Linked DNA regions of Homo sapiens: region 1 is linked to region 2. Evidence: chromatin loops called from intact Hi-C (ENCODE). Cell type or tissue: mammary epithelial cell. All regions are shown on one strand. Each heading gives the region's core, and the rest is flanking DNA. Links, peaks and the distances in the headings are about the cores only.

Region 1 (8,331 bases), core at 1-8,000, 440 kb before region 2:
TCCACATCCTTGCTATCACCTAGTATTGTCAGGCTTTCTATTAATACCTTTAGCCATTGTAGTGGCTGTAAAGGTAGTATCATGGTGATCATAATTTGCATTTATCTGATGACTGATGATAGTGACTATATTTTTATGGGTTTATTAACCACTCATGTTTTCTTATGCCTATTTTTTTTTTAAATTGGGTTGACTTATGGAGTTATAAGAGTTCTTTGTATATTATGGATACTACTTTTTTGTTAGATATATGTATTGGAAATATTTTCTCACAGTCTATCAATTGTCTTTTTATTTTCATTTTTAAAAATATTGTGTATTTTTGAGGTTTACAATATGATGTTGAAACGGGAAACGTTCCTTGTCCCCCTCACAGGGCATGTGATGGGGGTATGGCTCGCTTCTTCCGTACACCACTGCTCAAACCTCTAGGGGAGCATACAGATGGGCAGGCTGTGGAGCTCCAAACCCACAGCAGTGTCTAGGGGTGATTGTTTACAGCTGAAGCACCAGTGGGCGTGTGTTACAGGGTGCTCTTTTAGTTTAGCTATCCGTAGATGGTTTATGTTAGCTCAGTTAGACTCCTGCCTTATTGCAAGGACAGACGGCTTTCTGTATACTGGGGTTCTTGCCTTGGTGTACCAGAAGAATCAGATTACCTGTGGGCTTAGAGAATGAGTGCAAGGTTTTATTGAGTGGAAGTAGCTCTCAGCAGATGGGGGAGCCAGAAGGGAGATGGTTTTCCACTGGAGCCGGCCACTCAGCAGCCTGGGCTCTCCTCCAAGTGCCCCAGCCAAACTCCACATCATTCTGCCAGTCGATGGCCTGCCAGCATGCCGGTGCCTGTCGGTGTGTTCCTCCTGACGTTCAGCCGCCCATCTGTTTCTCTGCTGATGTGCTCCTCTTGACGTCCAGTTGCTTGTGTGTCTGCTTGCTAGGGTCTCAGGGTTTTTATAGGCACAGGATGGGGCTTGGCAGGCAAGGGTGGTCTTGGGAAATGCAACATTTGGGCAGGAAAGCAAAAATGCCTGTCTTCACCTAGGTCCATGGGCACAGGCCTGGGGGTGGAGCCCTAGCCAGGGACTATGCCCTCCTCTACACAGCACTTCTTCTCCAATTCCGTCTTATTTAAAGGAACCATGCCCTTCCCAGCACTTCTGTATCATTATCCCCCTCTGAAGAGGTATATCTTACTGCCGTTAGAATATGGACGATGACCGGCCTTAGCTGTTTCCTGACGACAGGGGGCACTGTTTTGGGCAAAACAGCAGTCAGATTTCTCCCAGTCTATCTAAGTGTTCCTAGCAAAGGGGAGCCATCGTCCAAGGCTTCGGTTGCCTGACCGTTTGGAGTTTGATGGCTTCTAGGCATGAGAGAAAAAAAACAAGTTTTATAAGGTTAAGTATACATGGGTTATACGTGTGTTATACAAGGAAAGAATTTAGTGCCAAAGATTACAGAGATAAGTGAAATATACGAACAACAATATTGTACCTTGAATTGTATCACCCTGGTGAAAGAAATTAAACCTTATATGGGAGCGGATAAACTTTTAGAATGAGAGAAAACTGTTCTTGCCTTATCTTTAGCAGTTAACAGGTGCACTCTGGGAATTCTAGGGTTTGTAGGCTTGCCTGGGGGCCATTAAAGCTTCTTTCTCTTTCCTGCATTTCTCTCCCTTTGCTGGGCCTCCCTGTCTCTATTATAAAAGACCGAGGTGACTACTTTAAGGAGGTTCTCTAAAGTGCTATCTGGTCCCAGGACCTGTTTTTATAGCTTCCTCCTGATATCAGGGGCTGCCTGAATAATAAATTTATCCTTTGGGATTAGCTGTCCCTCAACTGAATCAAGAGATAAGAGAGGTGTGCTTTACGAAGGCCTCTCTTAGCCGCTCCAGGAAGGCAGTGGGATTCTCATCAAATCCCTGATCGATCATGGACAACTTAGTATAATTGCCGTCTCAGAGAAGGCTTGGTCTTAGTTCTACATATGCCCTCTATTATGCACACCTAAGGATGTCTCCTCTTCCAGTCTTCCACCTTGTCACTGGGATCCCATTTAGGGTCATACACTGGTACTGCTTCTCTTCCAATTGGATAATATTTACCCTCTTCCCTGACACTTTACATGATACAAAGCTCATCCCCAAATCTCTCTGCTACTTGCAGAACAGCCTGCTTCTCAGCGTCCATCAGGTTCTAATTCAAAAGTGACATAATGTCTCTCCAGGAGAGTTCAAATATTTGGGTGAAATTCTGGAAAGCCTCTATATATCTATCAGGGTCATCTGAAAACTTGCCAAGATCCCCCATTTGCTTTAAGTTCTGTAGGGAGAAGGGGACCTGGACCTTACTGGGCCCAAATTCACTGGGCATCTGTTGGAAAGGCAAGAGTGAGACTGGGGCTTGTTTAGAGTGATGATTTCTAGGAGGGGGTAAGGGAGAGGCTGAAGTTGGATAGAAAGGTTGGGGTGGACCCAGAGGAGCAGGGCTTGAGGGTGCTGGCTTCTCTGCTGGGGGTGCCTCTGGGACTCATGTCTTTAATTTCCTGGCCTTGCCACTTGCAGCCTTCCTGAGACAGCAAACACAGGGGCTAGGTCAATCCTACATTGTCGGCAAAGGTCGGGATTGCCTTGCAAGGTATAGAAAGCCTGCACGTATGGGACCTCAGACCATCTGTCCTCGCATCTACAGAAAAGTTCCAATTGCCATATGGTATTGAAATGAATGGTCCTTTCCTGAGGCCAAGCCAGTCCTTCCTGTAAATCATAATTTGGCCAAACCTTTGTGCAGAGAGCTATGAGGTGCTTTTCCTCCAGATTATGAGGGTCAAAGCAGTCCCAATGGTTCAGGATACACTCCAGAGGAGTATAAGCTGGCGGTGGTGAAGAGAACTGTTTGCCCATTCTGAAAGACAGGGAATAGAGGCTTCCCTCATTTCCCTTCCCTCTTTCAGCGAAAACTCAGGATGTGATGGAGAGAGAAAGCGAGCATCTTCCCTTCACTCTCTACCTCTTATCCCTGAGCCCTGGTGACCTTGGCAGGTGCTGGCCGTAGGTGCAATTGCAGTATGTACCCATGAAGCAGAGAAAACCTGGAGAATAGGAATTAAACGCTGTCACCTATGCCTCCCATTCTCCCTGTTGTTGGCAATCTTTGAGGTCCCAGGGACTGTTCATGCCATAAAGCATGGCCTCCTTCTGTGGGGTGGGTTTCAGTTGGCAGGAATTGGTCCTGCCCATTTACATTGTGCCTATTGCCTGGCTTTGAATCCCTCGCACCTGGTTTTTCTTTCTAGGGCTTCAGCCTGAAGCTTGGAATCGAGTTTGGGACTGAAAAGATATTTCAGAGGCTGTTTGTATCTGTTTAGAGTGTCTCAAATGAGCCCTGCTGAATTTGCAGTTCTCAGCCAGCAGGGGTCATTCCTCCCTTAACTTCCATATCAGAAACAGAGTTGGGAGGGGGAGCCCTCTCACATGGAAAAGGAAAAAACAGAAAAACAGTTTAAGGGGCAAAAAGGGGGAGATTCTGGGGGAAGAACCCCTTGCTTAGTGCAACTGGGTTCCTCTAATTCTTATATCTTTTTCCTGGTTCAGACTGGGTTGAATTCCTTGGCCAAAGGAGAAATGTTCCATTGACACAGCAGGCGAGAAGCGCCCTATCTGTTGACCCCGTGGGGTCCTGGCTACCACTGGTTTTCTCCTGCCCCCCTTGTGACTGTTGGGTTTGGCTTTTGCCTGCTGCAGGCATGCCCAGGTGCCTGAGCTGGGAGGGGTAAGAATAAGGAGAGGTGCCCTGAGCCACGCATGCCTGTGACTGTCGAGGTGGAGGCATACATGCACCTCTAGGAAAAAATTGGTCTGATTTGCACCTTTGGTGGCTGAGCCAAATGCTCATTTTACTTAGTAACATTGCCGCAGCCTGTAGCAAAACTCTTAATATTATAAAGAAAGAGATAAGAGCCATTTTAAACCATGTGAGAGAGAGAGAAAAAAGAGACAAAGTCTGGGGGTTTTGACTGGCCCAGTTAGGGCGGTTTAAAACTCTGTGAAGGGAAACAGAGCCTCTTACCCGCAGGAAAGAGAGAAAGGTGGTGGAGTTTCGGAAGAGAGGCAGACCCGACAGTTTCACATTCACTCACACCTTCCACAATCCTGGATGAGCCCCCAGTTGAAAAGGTAAAATTTCCCTTGTCCTCCTCTCAGGGCACGTGATGGGAGTGTAGTTTACTTCTTCAGTGCCCAGCTGCTCAAACCTCTAGGGGAGCATACAGACAGGCAGGCTGTGGGGCTCTGACCCCACAGCATTGTCTAGGGGTGAATGTTTGCAACTGAAGCCCCAGTGGGCATGTGTTACAGAGTGCTCTTTTAGTTTAGCCATCTGTAGGCAGCTTGTGCTAGCTCAATTAGACTCCTGCCTTATCGCAAGGACAGAGGGCTTTCTGTATCCTGGGTTCTTGTCTTGGTGTACTTGAAGAATCAGATTACACATGGGCTTAGAGAATGAGTGCAAGGTTTTATTGAGTGAAAGTAGCTCTCAGCAGATGGGGGAGCCAGAAGGGAGATGGTTTTCCCCTGGAGTCGGGCCGCTTGGAGGCCTGGGCTCTCCTCCAACTGCCCCAGCCAGACTCCACATCATTCTGCTGGTGGATGGCCTGCTTGCATGCTGGTGCCTGTTGGTGTGTTCCTCCTGATGTTCAGCCGCCCATATGTTCCTCCACTGATGTGCTCCTCTCGATGTCCAGCTGCCTGTGTGTCTGCCTGCTGGGGTCTCGGGGGGGTTTATAGGCACAAGATGGGGGCGTGGCAGGCCAGGGTGTTCTTGGGAAATGCAACATTTGGGCAGGGAAAAAAAAATGCCTGTCTTCACGTAGGTCCATGGGCACAGGCCCGGGGGTGGAGCCCTAGCCAAGGACCACACCCTCCTCCACACAGCACTTCCCTTCCCTTCAGCACTTCCCTTCACCTCTTCCGTATCATTTAAAGGGACCATGCCCCTCCTGGCACTTCCGTATCAATGTTATGAAATACATATAGATAGTAAAATGGTTACTATAGTGAAGTAGATTAAAATATCTGTCATCTCATGTAGTTATTTTTTTGTGTGTGACAAAAACAGCTAAAATCTACTTATTTAACAAAAATCCCTAATACAATATAATTTTATTAACTTTAGTCCTTATGCTGTATATTAGATCTTTAAATTTTGCCTTTTTATTTTCTTGACCATGTATTTTAAGAGCAGAAGTTCTAATTTGAATGAAGTTCAGTTTATCAGTTTTTGCAAATGATTAGTGCTTTTCATATCCTAAGAAATCTTTGCCTATCCCTCAGTTGTGAGGGCTTTCTGTTTTAGAGATTTTCTAGTTTTAGCTTTTATTTGAGTCTCTGACCATTTTGAATTAATTTTTGTGTATGGTATATGATAAGGCTTGAGGTTCATATTTTTCAGTATGAACATCCGGTTGTTACAGCACCATTTATTGGGAAGACTATCATTCTCCCTTGAATTATCTTAGCATCTTTGTCAAAAATCAATTTACTATATATATATATATGCAGGTCTATTTCTAGACTTTCTTCTGTTCCACTGATTTATATGTCTATTCTTAAGCAACTGTTGTTTTCTTTTGAGCCTTAACTTGTTGTTGATTTTAGTTTTAAAAAGAAATCATTTACCTTTTTTTAAAATTGCAAACTCTTCTGTAGGTAGCTCTCATACATATATTTTTATGTTGACAGGTATAGATATACTAAATAACCAAATGTAATGTAGATGCTTTTGCCACTGTGATTTCTGCCAAAATCAACATCCTTTTATTCTCTACTCTCAACATAGAGTTTTGGCATTTCAACAGCAGTAGTAATTATATCTACAAATCCTTATGTGATGCTCTATCTCAAACCTTCTGGAAGTCCAAGTTGATTATGTCTGGGTTTTCACACTTGTCACTTCTCATAGCTGCTTTTTCCAATATGTTAATTAATTAGGCATTTTTTCCTTTTGTTCTCTATGTTCTTTCTCTAAGCAATGACTTTAGACTCTCCCATGTCAAAACAAAATTCTTTTTATAGTTTTCAAATTTCTCAGTTATTTCTTTGCCCCTTTCTTTAATTCCCTCTCAATATAGTGAGTTTTCTTCTTATCACAGTTTTTGTTTTGTTTTCTTAACCTTTTTTATGTCAAAGGAGTTCAGAGCTATACTTCTGATTTTTTTTTACCTGCAATTAAAATTTTTTCAGGTAGTTTCACTTTCTAGAGATATCTATTACTCAATTCCTACAGATTTCAAAATTATCTTTCTAAATCTGTTTTCTGAGACCATATGTCCCCTACTTAAGAAATAGGTCTCTATACTGAGCTTAGTCAAGAGAGGGATGTTAGGTCATTGTCTCATGGGGCTATTTTTTGTTTTTGTTTTTCAGTTTATTGAGTTTTGTTTCTTCTCATAAAACAGCATATATTCCTTATTATCAAAATTGCTCACAATCCCCACACTCAAAGGCCATCATCACAAATAATTTTGGTGTGTATGCTATTTTTTAAAACTTTTTTAAAAATAATTTTTCAAATTTGAGTAGCGCTTTGGAAAGACACTCAATAAACAGTTTTAAGTAAGCGAATATGCCTTTTTCCAGTGAAATGTTTTGCTGGGCAACCTGCAGAAGGCCTATTTGAAGTGGGCATGGTAGTAGACTCAGGACCATTTTGGCTATGGGCAAAAAGGGAGCACATAAGTTGTACAGGGCCTAGCCTCTGCTGATTGCACCTTTCCTTAATATTCTATGGATATCAAGAGTATTGTACTAATTATACTTAGCATATAGTAGAAAATCAATGTGTTCATTTATTTTAGTTATTTATATATGCTTCATTCACACTTTTTTTTCTTTTTCCTTCTTCTTGTTAGAAACCAAGAAACAACTTTAGTTTGAATATTTCCTTGATTTTTAGGCTATCATTTCTTAATATCAAGTGACATTAGCTGTCTCTAGTTCTTTGCATTATTCCTTCAGAATGACATGGTCAGATAAGGGAGTGTCCATGGCAGGTGTAACTAGGCAATAGTTAATGAACACCCAGCCAAGAATGATGATATCTTTTAAAATTCTAAATTGTACATTAACTGTTGAATAAAGAACAATGATATGTATAAGGTATAAAGAATAATAACATAGTGAATGCTAGTGCACTTAACCTGTCAGCTCAAAAATACAACACTACAATTGCCCTAGTACCTACAGGTTTAGAAGACACCTATGTGCCCCATTCTCTTCTCCAGAGGAAACTTTTCATCCTGATAGCTTTCATGGCTACGTTTTCCCTTGTTATTTTACTGTGTGTATTTGGACACCTAAATATTGTTTTATTTCAACATGTTTTTAAGTTTTAGAAAATTGAATCATACTGAATATATGCTTAAGCGACTTTTTTTGCTCAGCATTGTATTTGAGATTCATTCATATATGTAAGTATTATTCATCTACTATATTTAGCGGGACTACCATTCAGCTATTTTACTGTTACATAGTATTCTATTGTGTGAATATTCCACAATGTATTCAACCATTTTTCTTTTAATGGACTTTTTAGATTGTTTTTAGTTTTTTGCTATTAAAAATCAAGGTTATGAATGTTATCATGTAGGTCTCCTGGAACGTATTATAAGAGTTTATTTTGTAAAGAAGATCTTAACCATTTTATGTCATGGACTCCTTGGGAATTTTTTTTAATATTATGGGATTCTTCTCAAATTAAGGTTTTTAAATGCATGCAATAAAATACATAGGTTTATAAAGGAAACCAACTCTCTCTCTATATATGTAATGTAAAATACATATCTACATATTTTTAAAGCCCTGATTTTTAAATTATTAGATTCAACAGATATAAAATTACATTTCAAGAAATACAGCCAGAAGAAACATAGAGGAAAAGAAAAGAATCACAGAAACTGTACACATTGTTCACTGAAAGTTCTTGTATAACAATATAGAAGATTGTTATTATACTCACGACTTTTTGTCTTTTCGCATTAGAACTAAATAAAAAGTCAAGAGTGATATAGAAATTCCCTGCATTAGGCGGGGCACAGTGGCTCATGCCTGTAATCCCAGCACTTTGGGAGGCTGAGGTGAGTGGATCACCTGAGGTCAGGAGTTCAAGACCAGCCTGGCCAACATGATGAAACCCCGTCTCAACTAAAAATACGAAAAAATTAGCTGGGCATGGTGGCGGGCACCTGTAATCCTACCTACTTCGGAAGGCTGAGGCAGGAGAATCACTTGAACCCAGGAGGGGGAGGTTGCAGTGGGCCAAGATCGCACCATTG
Region 2 (8,293 bases), core at 1-8,000:
CAACAACCAAACCACATGTCAGGCACTGTTTAAAATGCTTTATATGCATTAAATCATATAATCTCTCAACAGTTGTCTCAAGTAGGTACTATTATTTTCCTGATTTTACAGATGAGGAAACCAAAGCAGAGAGGCTATACAGTATTAGATACTGGGCAAAACATGGAAGCAGAGGGAACTACCCACCCACCTGGGCATGCCAAAGACCACTAGTTAGGTATGTTGTGTGGCTGATTCTTCTACCTATAACATAGTTTTGATTTGGACCTTAAAGATTGGGCAGTTCCATTAACTCATTGCATTGGATAGATTCAGATAGGCTATGCTACAGTGACAAGCATTCCCCAAATTTCCTAAGTTTGTTTCTTGGTTATATAAGCAGGTAGGTGCGGGTAACAATCCAGGGTGCCTGTTCTCCATGCAGTGACACACAATCCAGGCTGCTTCAGTCCATCTCGAGAGAAGGCCTCTACATTTATCATGGCAGGGAAGGACAGAGGCTGAAGTGTCACATGGAGGCTTCCACTGACTCAGCCTGGAAGTAACACACCTCACTTGTGCTCACTTTCATTGGCCAAAGCTAGTCATTAGTCATGTGCCCCCACCCAAAGAAGGAGAGGAGAGCTGGGTATTGATGAGCACCAGTAATGTTCACCATACTCACTCATTCAGTAAGTAAGTACCTTCCAGGCCAAACAGGCAATGTGCTAGACTCTGGGTGTTTTAATCCATTCAGGCTGCTATAACAAAATACCACAGACGAGGTGGCTTATACACAACAGAAATTTATTTCTCCCAGTTCTGGAGGCTGGATGTCCAAGATCAAGATGCCAACAGATTCAGTGTCTGGTAAGAGCCTACTTCCTGGCTCCTAGACGGTGCCTTCTCACTGTGTCCTCACGTGGTGGAAGGGGCAAAGGTCTCTCTGTGGCTGTTTTTATAAGGGCACCAATCCCATCATAACAGCCCAATCCTCATGACCTCGTCTAAACCTAATCACCTCCCAAAGGCCCCACCTCCTCATACCATCACCTTGGGGGTTAAGTTTTCAGCATATGAATTTTGAGGAAACACAAACATTCAAATCATAGCACTGGGGATATAAAGATAAAACCACATGAAGCCCTTTCCCAATCCTTATTTATTTTGAACTGAATCTGTTTTCGCAGAGTGCTACACTGAATAATGGCCCCCAAAGACATCCATATCCTAATCTTTGAAACCTGCGAATATGTTACTGCCCATGGTAAAAGAAAATTTGCAGACAGGTTATTAAGGATCTTGAGATGAGAAAACTATCCTGGATTATCTGTATGGGTCCAAGGTACAAATCCTTAAAAGGATGCAAGAGGATCAAATTAGTAGCAGAAGATGGGGTGACAGAAGAAAGAGGTTGGAGAGATGTAAGAAGGGGTCACAAGGCCAGCAACGTGGATGGCCTCTGGAAGCTGGGTAAAGCAAGGGAATGGATTTTCCCCTGAGGTCTCCGGAGAGAACACAGCTCTGCCAACATCTTGGTTATAGACTTCTGACCTCTAGAACTGTAAGAGAATAAATTTGTGCTGTTTTTAGCCATTCTATTAGTAGTAATGTGTTAGAGCAGCAATTGAAAACAAGTAAACCTATGCTAGGGCTGGGATGGGAGAGGTACAAAAATTAGTGACAATAGGAATGGCAGGGCATGGTGGCTCACGTCTGTAATCCCAGCACTTTGGGAGGCTGAGGTGGCGGGATCACCTGAGCTTAGGAGTTTAAGACCCAGCCTAGGCAACATGGTGAAACCCTGTCTCTACTAAAAACACCCCCCTCCAAAAAAAATTAGCCAGATGTGGCAGTGCACACCTATAATCCCAGCTACTTAGGAAGATGAGGTGAGAGGATCACTTGAGCCCCAGAGGCAGATGTTGCAGTGCACTGTGATCATGCCACTGCACTCCAGCCTGGGTAACAGAGTGAGACTATGTCTCAAAAACAATAATAATAATAATAATGGCCGGGCGTGATGGCTCACGCCTGTAATCCCAGCACTTTGGGAGGCCAAGGCGGGTGGATCACAAGGTCAGTAGTTTGAGACCAGCCTGGCCAATATGGTGAAACCCCATCTCTATTAAAAATATAAAAATTAGCTGGACATGGTGGTGTGCACCTGTAGTCCCAGCTACTCAGGAGGCTGAGGCAGAAGAATCACCTGAACCTGGGAGGCCGAGGTTGCAGTGAGCCAAGATCGTGCCACTGCACTCCAGCCTGGGTGACAGAATGCGATTCCATCTCAAAATAAATAAATAAATAAATGTGATAAAATAATAACTGCCAATGTCCATCAAGCACTTACTCGATGCTGGGGCTGGCATGGTGGCTCCCTGCCCGTAATCTCAGTGCTTTGGGAGGCCAAGGTGGGAGGATCACCTGAGCCCAAAAGTTGAAGGTTACAGTGAGCTATGATCGTATCACTGCACTCCAGCCTGGACAACAGAGCAAGATCCTGTCTCTAAAAAAATAAAAAATAAAACTTCACTACACTATGAGATGAGATGAGTGTCTTTATTATCTCCAGATGACAGTTGTGAACCTGAGGCTCACGAAGGTTAAGTAACATTAAGTAACATTCCTAAGAGGGCACCATAGCTGTGGGTGGTCAAGACAGGATTTGGACTCAGTCCAGAATCTAGCAAAGATGTGTACAAGTCTTGCCCAAGGCACACTGCTAGCGGCAGAGGCAGGACAAAACCTTGAGCCTCCCAACTGACTCCAGAGGACTCTTTCCCTAAAGTATACTTAACGTGGTGGGGTAGATCAAAGTATCTGCAGGGGGCAGGATCTGGAAGGGGTGTGGGCATTGAGCCAGCCTGGAAGGGACGTGGAGCCCAGGGTAGATTCTTTAAGATTCTTTACAGGCCTGGCCGGGGTGTTGACACTTCATAACCACACAGAGGCTCCGCGTGGGCATGCTTGTCTCAGCAGCCCACACGGAGGTAGGTGCTTCTGACATCTCGCAGGAGCCTCCAACCAGCACCACCTCTCAAGCCTTCCCTCCTTTGTCAGTAGGGAAGTCAGAGAAAGTATTACCAAGTCCACCAACCCAGAGCTCGTGGGGTCCTTGCAGCTTCTAGACTCTAAAGTGCATCTCACTTAAAGAACAAATGCCCCACAGACCAAATCTAGCTAAACAGAGGTTCTTCGGTCCACTGTTGGCCTCCAAGAGCAACTGTATGTTTTGAGCGCCACCTAGTGGTACCCAGGGCCCCCAGCGTTTTTGACTTCTCAAACCTGCCCTTAAGGACGGAGCTCCTACCTCCCGCCTCGGAGGTCTCTCCAGGTAGGCTAAGGTGACTTAGAGGACCGCCAGCCCCTTCTGGTTCCAGAGCTCTTCAGAGAGGTCCAAGGCCAACTGGTTCCTCGAAACTGTGGGTTTACATCGGGACTGCCCCATCCTGGGCTCTGCCTGTCAAGAATGCTGTCCTGGATTAGGGCACAGGAGAATGCGTTTTGTCATTGATCTGGAGGGAGGGAAGGCATGTGGAGGAATCAGCATCTCATTTCAATGTGAGAGAAACTAATGGAGGGAAGAGAATTTTTTAAAGCTAGTGAGAACACACATTCATTTGACAACTTAGTTAAAAAGGACCGATTCCTTGAAAAATACAAATGACTACAACTCACCCAATGTGAACTAGATAATTTGAGTATGCCTACAACTGTTAAGGAAATCGAATTTGCAATTTTAAAACTCCCAAAAAAGAAGTCTCCAGATCCAGATGGTTTCACTGAAGAATTCTACCAAATGTTTAAAGAGGAATTCACACCATCTCTCTACATTCTCTTTCAGAAAATAGAAGAGGAGGGAACACTTTCCAATTCATTTTATGAAGATAGTATTTCCCTGATATTAAAACCACAGATAGGAATGAGTACAGTGGCTCACATCTGTAATCCTAGCATTTTGGGAGGTCAAAGTGGGAGGATGACTTGAGCCCAGGGGTTCAAGACCAGCCTGGGCAACAAAGTGAGACACTGTCTCTATAAAAATTACAAAAATTAACCAGGCATGGTAGCATGTGCCTGTAGTCCCAGCTACTCGGGAAGCTGAGGCCAGAGGACTGCTTGAGCTTAAGAGGTTGAGGCTGCTGGCTGGGCACGGTGGCTCACACCTGTAATTCCAGCACTTTGGGAGGCCGAGGTGGGCGGATCACTTGAGGTCAGCAGTTCGAGACCAGCCTGGCCAAGATGCCGAAATCCTGTCTCTACTAAAAATACAAAAATTAGCCAGGCATGGCGGCACATGCCTGTAATCCCAGTTACTCAGGAGGCTGAGGCAGAAGCATCACTTGAACCTGGGAGGCAGAGGTTACACTGAGCCAAGATCGCGCCACTGAACTCCAGCCTGAGCAACAGAGAGAGACTCTGTCTCAAAAACAAACAAACAAATAAATAAAACCAAGGTAGTAAAAAAAACCTACAGATCAATATCCCTCATGAATATATACATGAAAATCCTTAACAAAATATTAGCAAATAGAATTCAGCAATATATCTCAAGGATTGTACAGGATGACCAACTGGAGTTTATTCCACAGATGAAAGGGTAGTTGAATATTTGAAAATCAATCAATGCAATCCACCATATTAACAGGTGAAAGAAGAGAAATAATATGATCATATAAATTAATGCAGAAAAAGCATTTGACAAAATTCAGCACCCATTTGTAAAAAAAAAAACTTACAAAACTATAGCTAACACACTTAATGCTTGAAAGACTAAATGCTTTCCCCCACAAAATTAGTGACAAGGCCAGGAGGTCCATTCTTTTTTTTTTTTTTTTTTTTTTTGAGACAGAGTCTCACTCTGTCACCCAGGCTGGAGTGCAGTGGCATGATCTCGGCTCACTGCAAGCTCCACCTCCCGGGTTCACACCGTTCTCCTGCCTCAGCCTCCCGAGTAGCTGGGACTACAGGCGCCCGCCACCACGCCCGGCTAATTTTTTTTTTTTTTTGTATTTTTAGTAGAGACGGGATTTCACCGTTTTAGCCAGGATGGTCTCGATTTCCTGACCTTGTGATCCACCTGCCTCTGCCTCCCAAAGTGCTGGGATTACAGGCGTGAGCCACCACGCCCAGCCAGGAGGTCCACCCTTATTCAGCATAGTGCCAGAAGTTATAGCTAGTGAAGTCAGGCTAGAAAAAAGAAAAAGGCATACAGTTTTGCTTATGTTTGCAAATCAAGAAGATTAAGGTCACTTATGAAGCATAACGGGCTTTGTCTGCTCAGGGATTCTTCACACTGGTCTTCATCTTAATTTATTTTAACACTACAGAGATGAGGAAATCACTTGAGAAATTTTGTAATGAACTAGCAAAGCCCAAGTTCCACTCCCCATGACTGGCTTCCTCTGGTCCAGGGTAGGGCCTGAGCATCTGAATTTTGTAACACTGCCCAGGTGATTCTAAGGTGCACATTTAGCAAATGTGAGAACCACTTTACTAAAGGGAGAGCTTCCAAAAAACACCCAAATACAGCGCATCTCCAGGTTTGGTTCCTGACCAGTTGGCAGCCTCAGTGTCACCTGGGAGCTTGTTAGAAATGCCCAGCCCCAGGCCGGGCGCGTTGGTTCACGCCTGTAACCCCAGCACTTTGGGAAGCTGAGGTGGGAGGATCACCTGATTTCAGGAGTTCAAGACCAGCCTGGTCAACTTGGTGAAGCCCTGTCTCTACTAAAAATACAAAAATTAGCTGGGCATGGTGGCATGTGCCTGTAATCCCAGCTGCTTGGGAGGCTGAGGTGAGAGAATCACTTGGACCCAGGAGGTGGAAATTGCAGTGAGCCGAGATCACATCACTGCACTCCAGCCTGGGTAAAAGAGTGAGACTATGTCTCAAAAAAAAAAGAAAGAAAGAAAGAAAGAAATGCCCAACCCCAGACCCCACCCCAGACCTACTGAATGAGAAACTCTGAGGATACGACCCAGAGATCTGCTTTTTCAGAAGCCCTCCTCTGATTCTGATGCCCACTCAAGGCTGAGAACCTCTGCCTCAGCAGACGAATTCTAGGAGAAACTGATTCACAAACTACAAACTAAATCTGGTTAAAAAGCATCGAGAACATTGTTCAGCCTCCGTGGTGATCAAAAGAAAGGCAATGTAAAAACAGCAGTGAAATCCCATGTGACACCTGTCAAATTAGTAAATTTCAAAATCAGGCAAAGAAATAATAGTACTTCATGATTCCCTTTTCACACAACTAGGTTAGTACAACCATCTAGTTTGCCAAGGACTGAGGTTCCCAGAATTTGAGGTTTTCTGTGCTAAAGCCAGAAAGTCTCTGCAAGCCAGGACCAGTTGGTCCTTCCATACAAGACTCATCAGATTGGTATCACTATGGTTTACTCTCTGTTGTCCCCATTGGACTGTAATCCATAGGGACAGGACCCTGTGTGTCTTGTATTATAGCCTTCTCAAAGGCATCAGAGTCTAGAGGGGAGGAGAATGAGTGCTGAGTTCGGTCTGTCTGGCTTCAAGTCCTAACTCCACAGATTATCAGCTGTAAGACCTTGAACAAGCTATTTCTACTTTCTGTACCTCAGTGTTCTCATCTGAAAAATGGGTATGATAAGAATGACACAGGACTGATCTCATGGGGATATTGTGAGAATTGAACATGAGTTACTGCATGTGACCCACTTAGAATAGTGCTGGGCATATAGAAAGTGCTCGATGATGTTAGCTACAATTATGAAAGGAGGGGAGCCCGCAAACCCCATTTGAGAGATTGGAAGTAATCGCATGGTGGTTACAGAAGCTGTAGGTGGCTGGATTTTCTGGATGGTGGATAGACAGCAGTCTCTGGCTACCTCCAAAGGGTCAAGAGGGAACTTTTCAGGGTGAGGAAGATGACACAGGGGGGCCGCAGGCTGCCCCTGGCCTTCCCCTTTCTGGGTCCCCTACTCATTTTCCCTTAGACAGACTCCCCAGTGCCTGGGGTCCTCAGGGATCCCGGCCTAAAACTACACTTTCCATTGAATTCTCACTTGAGGAGGCCCGGGGCTCTCACTGGAGAGGCCACCCCAGGAGGGTGGATGCTTCTGTTCATTGTTGAGGAACCAGGACTGAGCTTCTAGCACAGGGTAGGTACTTTGTAACTATTTGTTAAATGATTAATTTTAATGAGTCAATTTTGTTTTCTTTGTTTTTATTTTTGTTTTTGTTTTTTTTGATAGGGTCTCTCTCTGTCACTAAGGCTGGAGTGCAGTGGCACAATCTCCACTCACTGCAACCTCAACCTCCTGGTTTCAAACAATCCTCACACCTCAGCTTCCCAAGTAGCCAGGACTACAGATGTGTACTAACATGCCCAGCTAATTATTGTATTTTTTTTCTTTTTAGAGATGGGGGTCTCACTATGTTGCCCATGCTGGTCTTGAACTCCTTGGCTCAAGCAATCCTCACTCCTCAGCCTCCCACAGTCCTGGAATGACAGGCATGAACCACTGTGCCCGACCTACATACCTTTTTAATTATCGTCATCTATCAGTGCCCAGATCTGCCTCATCTCTGGTCCTGCCCTTGATCAAGACCCTCCCAGCTGTGTCCTTCCTGTTGGGTCATGAACCAGGAAGCAGAATGGCCATACACAAAATGGCTGCACCTGGGAATCCCCCAGGGGTCCTCTCCCCATTCGCCGCCTCGACTTGAGAGATAGCAAAGGGAAAGAGAACATACTGGATGCAATAGTCAGATGCCTAAATCGTCTTCTTTATCACCGTCATTAGGAACCTAACACAAGAGCCCTGTGTCCTGGCTCCTCAATGGCATTGCACATATTCTCTCGGCTCTGAGGCGCTAAATAGCCTGGTTGTTAGACTTAATGGGAGCGTCCGTCCAGAAGAGAGTGCTTGTGAAAGCAATGAAGGCTGAATTCACTCCACTCTTCCCCTCACCCTGCCCTCTGGAATGGATTATCCTTCCTGTGTGTCCCTCCGGGACATGCCACTACCAACGCTATAACAAACTTGCTCATCAGTTTCCCTTTCCTAGCCCGTGAGTTTTCGAAGGACAGGGACCCTGTTCATTCATCATTTGTTTAGGGAACCCCTACCTAGGAGGTGCCTGGTACTACCCTAAATAAGGCAAGCAGAGATGAATAAGACACAGCCGAGGAATTTATAACTAGCCACCTCCTGTCTTACTCATCTCTGCCTCCTTGGCATTTAACACAGTGTCTGGTAAATAAGACACATGTTTGTTAAATAAGTGGATGAATATCCCTAAATGACCCCAAATCAGGCTATGGAAGGGGCC

What was found. Hi-C counts contacts between places; a loop is a spot of excess contacts. Peaks named below come from ENCODE experiments on the same cell type or tissue, not always from the same donor. Only the 100,000 strongest peaks of a DNase experiment are listed, where the experiment ranks them.
Region 1: a loop joins it to region 2, with 14 times the contacts of the local background. A loop is called at or near these places in 10 of 110 quality-filtered maps.

Annotation. Positions count from the first base shown.
Region 1 is chr12:104,820,696-104,829,026 of GRCh38, reverse strand. All of the region lies in intron 10 of SLC41A2 (solute carrier family 41 member 2), which reads left to right. Among named protein-coding and RNA genes, the nearest start is that of SLC41A2, 130 kb to the left of the region's middle. RefSeq lists a silencer at 4,342-4,636. In mammary epithelial cell, for the core only: CTCF peaks have their summits at 1,246 (motif pointing right) and 3,431 (motif pointing right); no DNase peak of the experiment used is centred there.
Region 2 is chr12:104,376,952-104,385,244 of GRCh38, reverse strand. LOC105369949 (a long non-coding RNA gene) reads right to left here and starts at 8,126. Exons shown (of 4, transcript XR_007063432.1): 1 at 7,502-8,126; 2 at 3,293-3,459. RefSeq lists a silencer at 628-828. In mammary epithelial cell, for the core only: a CTCF peak has its summit at 3,224 (motif pointing left); a DNase peak (open chromatin) is centred at 3,214.